Linked DNA regions of Homo sapiens: region 1 is linked to region 2. The links are chromatin loops, found by intact Hi-C in ENCODE. Cell type or tissue: HCT116. All regions are shown on one strand. Each heading gives the region's core, and the rest is flanking DNA. Links, peaks and the distances in the headings are about the cores only.

Region 1 (2,821 bases), core at 47-2,546, 940 kb after region 2:
GTGATAATTACTTGAACTTTGTTTTGTGCTCCAACAACAAGTGGACTGAATTTCCATTTAGCCCATAGCGTGGAGTTAAATTGCTCAGGGCATCGGCTGAAAGAATCCAACTCAAGGTGCTTGGCAATGGTGCTATTGCATCATTTATATTAAACAGGCAATGAATGCAACCAAGCCTGAAAGAATCTCAGAAAATAAGTGTGAATTGATTTAAAAGTTCTTTTTCATGACTGAGATGTGATTCTTATTATGTAAGAGGTCAAGCAAGAAGCTGGTGATACCAATAACAGGGGTGACTTTGGTGCATTCATTTCAGCCATAAATTTATTAATCTTTAATGCTGGGTAATAAAGAGTTAAAAAAACTCATATATATGTATATGTAGAACTGGACTTTATGAGAAGCCCAGTTCTGGGACTCTTGCGGGTAGTATTGACAATATAGACCTTCTGTGTTATGTGTTATCTTTAGAATCTAATGTTATAAGATGTGTCTTCTTTGTATTTCATTCCTTCATATTTATCTCTTTTAAAAACCACATTGTAACCTCTTGAGGATCAGAATTATATTATACATGGAACATAAAACATGTATAATGAATATTTAGCAAAATTAAAATTGAAATTGGATGTATAGAAATAAAGCAATAGAGGAAGAAGTCAGAAATAAGTCACAAAGTTCTCTTCCTGAACAATAACAGCAAATCTTTATTAAGTGCTTTACATACACTGTTCTTTTAATTCTTAAAACTATGCTATTTGATGAAAACACTTATGACCTCCAATTTACAGAGGAAGAAACTAAGATTTAGAGAGAACTTAAGTAACTTGCCTGAGGTTACACTTAAGCAAGTGGCAAAGACATGATTCAAATGTAAATCTAAGGTTGAATCCAGAGTGAATGTGAATCCAGCTACCTTTCCTTCCAGAAGTTCTTTTTCCCTTTCTTCACCTTCCAGTCTAGTAGACTAGAGGATTCTTCCTGCACACTAACAGGCCAATCTGCAATAATTATTTTCTTTTACTGTTCATTAAAGTAAGTTAAATAATGTAGACATGGACCTACTGAAATTTGAAAGACAGCCTATATGAGGCACAATTGTTCTCTTCATTAAGGTTGGAAAAAGCATGTTGTCTGAAGGAATAAAGCATATCTGAAGATGTGCATAGGACCCTGCTTAGGTTTGTCTGCTGTTAGTCTCACTAAAGAGGGTTAGGGAAGAATCAACCAAGGTCTGATTTTGTTTCCTTTATGGATTTATGAAGATAACTCTTTTTTTAACTGCAAGATTGCCTTTATTTTCAACATTTTATGATTCACCTAGGTCAGCTTGATGCTGTGTTTGTGCTGATGGGGTAAAAACATGAAGATTTCAAGAACAAACGTTTTTGACAATGGCTTCTCTGGCAGAATTAACACAGTGTTCATTGCGCCCATAATGTCTAAATAGACATGTAGAATATGCCTTTGTGAAGGAGACCGACAGGGTGCTCCGCCCTGAGAAAGATGAGAGAGGGAAAGAGAGGACCAAGAGAACCTGGCTCCTTTGAAAACAACTTCTTAGAAGTTTTTGCCCAGGAAAATGTTGGCTTTGACTGCTCTCTAGTGGTGGGCAGTGTTCACTGTCAGCAATTCCTTCCACAGGAATCCCAAGCTGAAGGAAGAGACGGCAAAACTCAAGCTTTTGCTTGGACACCTAGAGCTGAGTTGCAAAGGAGCACACACACACACACACACACCCCAGGCCTGGGGGTGGAGGTAGAAGAGCAACTTTCACTGAGCAGGAAAATGATAATAGAGATAAGAAGATGAAGTCTTCTATGGAAGCTGGAGAAAGGTTTGAGAGGATGAAGAGTTCCATATTCGGAGCCATAGACCTCTCACGGCTGTGCTCACTTTCTTCTTTCCATAATGGTAGTTTCCAAAATTGGAGTTGTGCTGGCTCCAGAGTTTTAGCTGGTGCCTGAGAGCTGACTTCTTGAACAACTCTGCAGAGGATGAAGAAGAGGAAGGAGACATACTTCTTGCTTTCAGGTGCCGTCCCCTTTTCTGGAGGAATTATGTAGGTCTGTTTTATTTTTTTCTCTACCCTACATTACTCAACAAAAGAGGGGAGAGTACCGCCTTGGGAAGAGATGGAGAGAGCCTCTGTTGTCACTCGTCCAGTTTTCCCTAAATCATGTTTTATAGATGACTCAACTGATATTGTGAGCTTTATTTGCATTTAGGGAAAAGATAAGTAAAATCAGTTTTGGAGTTTTCATTTTGTTTTTGGTCCACAGTTAGCATACATCCTGTGTTTGTTTGTTCCTGCTTCTGCACCGATTTTCTATGAAAGCGTATATATTTACATTACCCCTTTAGGTCTCAATGACTACATCTATATAATGGTGGGGTCAGTGGTCAGAGGTTGAGAGGTGGTTGATGTTCTGGACTTCTTTTATCTCTGATATGCCCTGAATATTATGATTCACTGACTCATAGAAGAGAATCTAAGAAAATATCCTGGGTTATGTAAGAAACCATTTGAGTCCTGGCCAGCTAAGCAGCAGTTCACACAGAGAGAAATACTCAAAATAGAGATACCAGGCAAGTGACATATTGGTGACCAGAAGGCACTTCCTTTCAGAAGAGAAGGCAATCAGATCATAGCCTTGCACAGAATAAGGATTCCACAAAAAAATTCCCGTGGTTCCTCCATTTTCTTGATCCACTTTCTTTGTGTCTCTATATGTAAGGCAAAGTGGAGAATTAAAGCAATTATTTGGATAATTCAAGCAGAAAAAAACCTCACAACACCCACATATGCTGCAATTATCTA
Region 2 (2,821 bases), core at 149-2,648:
TTTCCCTCAAATTTCAGAAAGAAATTTTTTTTGTCCTTTTGTCTTGGATCAAGGCAAGGATTCTATTTCTTCCTTTTAAATTACTTCATTAATCCTTGTTATTAACTATATCAAATGGGCACTGGGTGGTTCATAATGATGTAATGGCATTCCAGCTCTCACTGTTGTACAATGAGAATGCTTCCAAGTCCCAAATGAGAGAATGAGCTTCCCAAGTAGGTAAATACCATCTCATGAGACAGTTCAGACAAACAGTCTCATCCAAAAAATTAAGTAAATATGAACAATCTCCTATCTCTTAAGTATCTTCCGATGCCTTTTCAGGCGACAGCTACCTGGGGATTGGGAAGTAGGCAGATTAGACACTAACCTGCCCTGTCCTGTAATTTTGCCAGAAGTCAGACATAACCTAGTTTCAACACCCAGGATAATCTTACAATAGAACTATATTTGTCTGTATATTATTTACTTATTTCATAACTATCTCCGTATTTCATTTGATCTTTGTGAATACCGTGAGGTTGTTAACATAAGTATTAATTATTATTGTTACTCCCATCTATTTTATATATGCAAGAACTCCAGGGTTTAAATGATCATTTTAGGGTAAAAGAGCTAGTTGGAGGCAAAGCTGGGTCTCTTCCTCTCTATGTGGCAAAGCAGTGTGATGTGGCAACTACAGGAATAAAACCCATTTAATCCCAAATCCATTTTTCATCTATGTGACCTTAGAAAAATCCTTTACATTTTGTAAGCTTTAGTTCCCTTAATTGCTTGTTTTTTAAAAATAGGAGCTAAAGAGGTAAAGAGAGATAGGGAGGGGTGAATGTTACTATTTGTCCGTGTTTAGCTCACAGAATTATCCCGAGGTGGGGATGATAAAGGTTAAAGTGCTTTGTAATGTACAATATAACTGTGATATGGTATTATTCTTTTTATTACCAACACAGATGAAAAGCATGGAGCTTTGGAATCAGAGACACCTTCTTCCAGTTTCCTTTCTAGTTGCTTGACGTTGGTTGAGTTCTTCAACTTCTTTAAGCCTCCAGTTCCTCTTCTGTAAAATGGGAGCAATAAAATCTGCCTCTTAGGGCTGATATGCTGAATAAGTGAGATTAAGTAGAGAAAACAGAAGTCACTAAATGGATAGTAATGGTGGTAGTGGTGGTGGTGGTAGTAGTAGTAGTAATAATAACAGCAATAATAATGTGTCTTCTTTACTGTTGAAGAAACTGACATTCAGTAGCTTAATGATTTCATATTAGGTTTCCTAGAGAATAGAGCAGCAAGAGACTTCATACAGCACTCCTAAGTCTTGTATTTTCTCTGGGAGAAACAGATTTGGAGTGGAAGCTAGATGAGAAGAAATTTTTGTTTCCTCTGCATCCCACCATCCGCACCCACCTCAGTCCACGGGCTCAATTTCTTTAAAATTTAAGGAGGAACTAGTACAAAAGAGAGTCCCCCCTCCCCCACTACTATAGGAATTCCAAGTAATCTTAGGCAAGAGAATAAATTCGTAGTGGTGCCACTGCTTAAAGCCCAGATTTTCCTGATTGCTCGAACAGTGCTTCTTGCCAGTTGAGGACCAGATCTCAATGTGCGGGAGTTCTTCGTCCACTTAGTAACTAGACTCCCTGTACACTGAGATGAAACCAGTGTGTCTCTTTGTGCTCCCTCTGCTGGTTAGCTGAAAGCTTAATCTGACAGAGCAAAGTGATTCAGAAAATTTTGCAATAAACCAGTCATCGTCACTTACTAGATCATAGACGAAAGTTTTAAAAAAATGAATACGAATCATGGAAACTGTGGCATCATATCAGATAATAGCTCATTTAAAGGTAATCCAAATCTGGGAGGAAAGAGGGAGGATGTAGAAGCAAAGGGCATCTAGATGTTCCAACAAGCTGCTAGGTTTGTGCTGGGACTCTGGAATGTAATTGAAAGCTTGACAGGAGTAAGAATGATTGATCCGGTTACGGCTCATGCATTCATTTAAGATGATCACTTCAACAAAACACTCTGCAGTTGCGATTTTGTAAAATGTATTATAATTATAAGGGAACAACATCTGTTTTGGAGACACGAGGTAGAAAAATTCTATCACAATCATGCAGGGTCAACAAAAAACTGACATTTAAAAATATTTTCATAAAAGACTTACAAAAACAGATACAGTTCACCCTTGACAATGGAGGGGTTTAGGAGTGTCGACAATGGCATAATCAAAAATTTGCACATAACTTTTGACTACCCCAAAACTTAACTACCAATAGCCTACTGTTTTTTTCTTTTGTAGCAAGAAGGTGTGTTTGCTACCCTTTATTCTTTTTTTTTTTTTTAACTTTTATTTTAAGTTCAGGGGTACAAGTGCAGGTTTGTTACACAGGTAAACTTGTGTCATGGGAGTTTGTTGTACAGATTATTTCATCACCCAGGTATGAAGCCTAGTACCCATTAGTCGTTTTTCCTAATCCTCTCCCTCCTCCCATCCCCCAGCCTCTAAAATGCCCCAATGTGTACTGTTCCCTCTATGCACCCATGTGTTCTCATAATTTAACTCCCACTTATAAGTGAGAATATATGGGATTTGATTTTCTGTTCCTGTGTTGGTTTGCTGAGGATAATGACCTCCAGCTCCATCCATGTCCCTGCAAAGAACATGATCTCATTCTTTTTTATGGCTGCATAGTATTCCATAGTGTATATGTACCACATTTTCCTAATCCAGTCTATCACTGATGGACATTTAGGTTGACTCCATGTCTTTGCTATTCTGAATAGTGCTGAAATAAACATACACATGTGTCTTTATAATAGA

What was found. Peaks named below come from ENCODE experiments on the same cell type or tissue, not always from the same donor. Only the 100,000 strongest peaks of a DNase experiment are listed, where the experiment ranks them.
Region 1: it touches region 2 in a loop (3-fold over the local background); 15 of 110 quality-filtered maps call a loop at or near these places.

The regions. Positions count from the first base shown.
Region 1 is chr14:80,055,171-80,057,991 of GRCh38, reverse strand. No RefSeq gene overlaps it. Among named protein-coding and RNA genes, the nearest start is that of DIO2-AS1, 150 kb to the left of the region's middle. RefSeq lists a silencer at 1,472-1,766. In HCT116, for the core only: a CTCF peak has its summit at 1,602 (motif pointing left); a DNase peak (open chromatin) is centred at 1,701.
Region 2 is chr14:80,995,358-80,998,178 of GRCh38, reverse strand. All of the region lies in intron 1 of TSHR (thyroid stimulating hormone receptor), which reads right to left. Among named protein-coding and RNA genes, the nearest start is that of TSHR, 41 kb to the right of the region's middle. RefSeq lists a silencer at 1,588-1,647. In HCT116, for the core only: CTCF peaks have their summits at 1,491 and 1,702 (motif pointing left); a DNase peak (open chromatin) is centred at 1,668; H3K4me3 peaks cover 643 bases; H3K27me3 peaks cover 970 bases.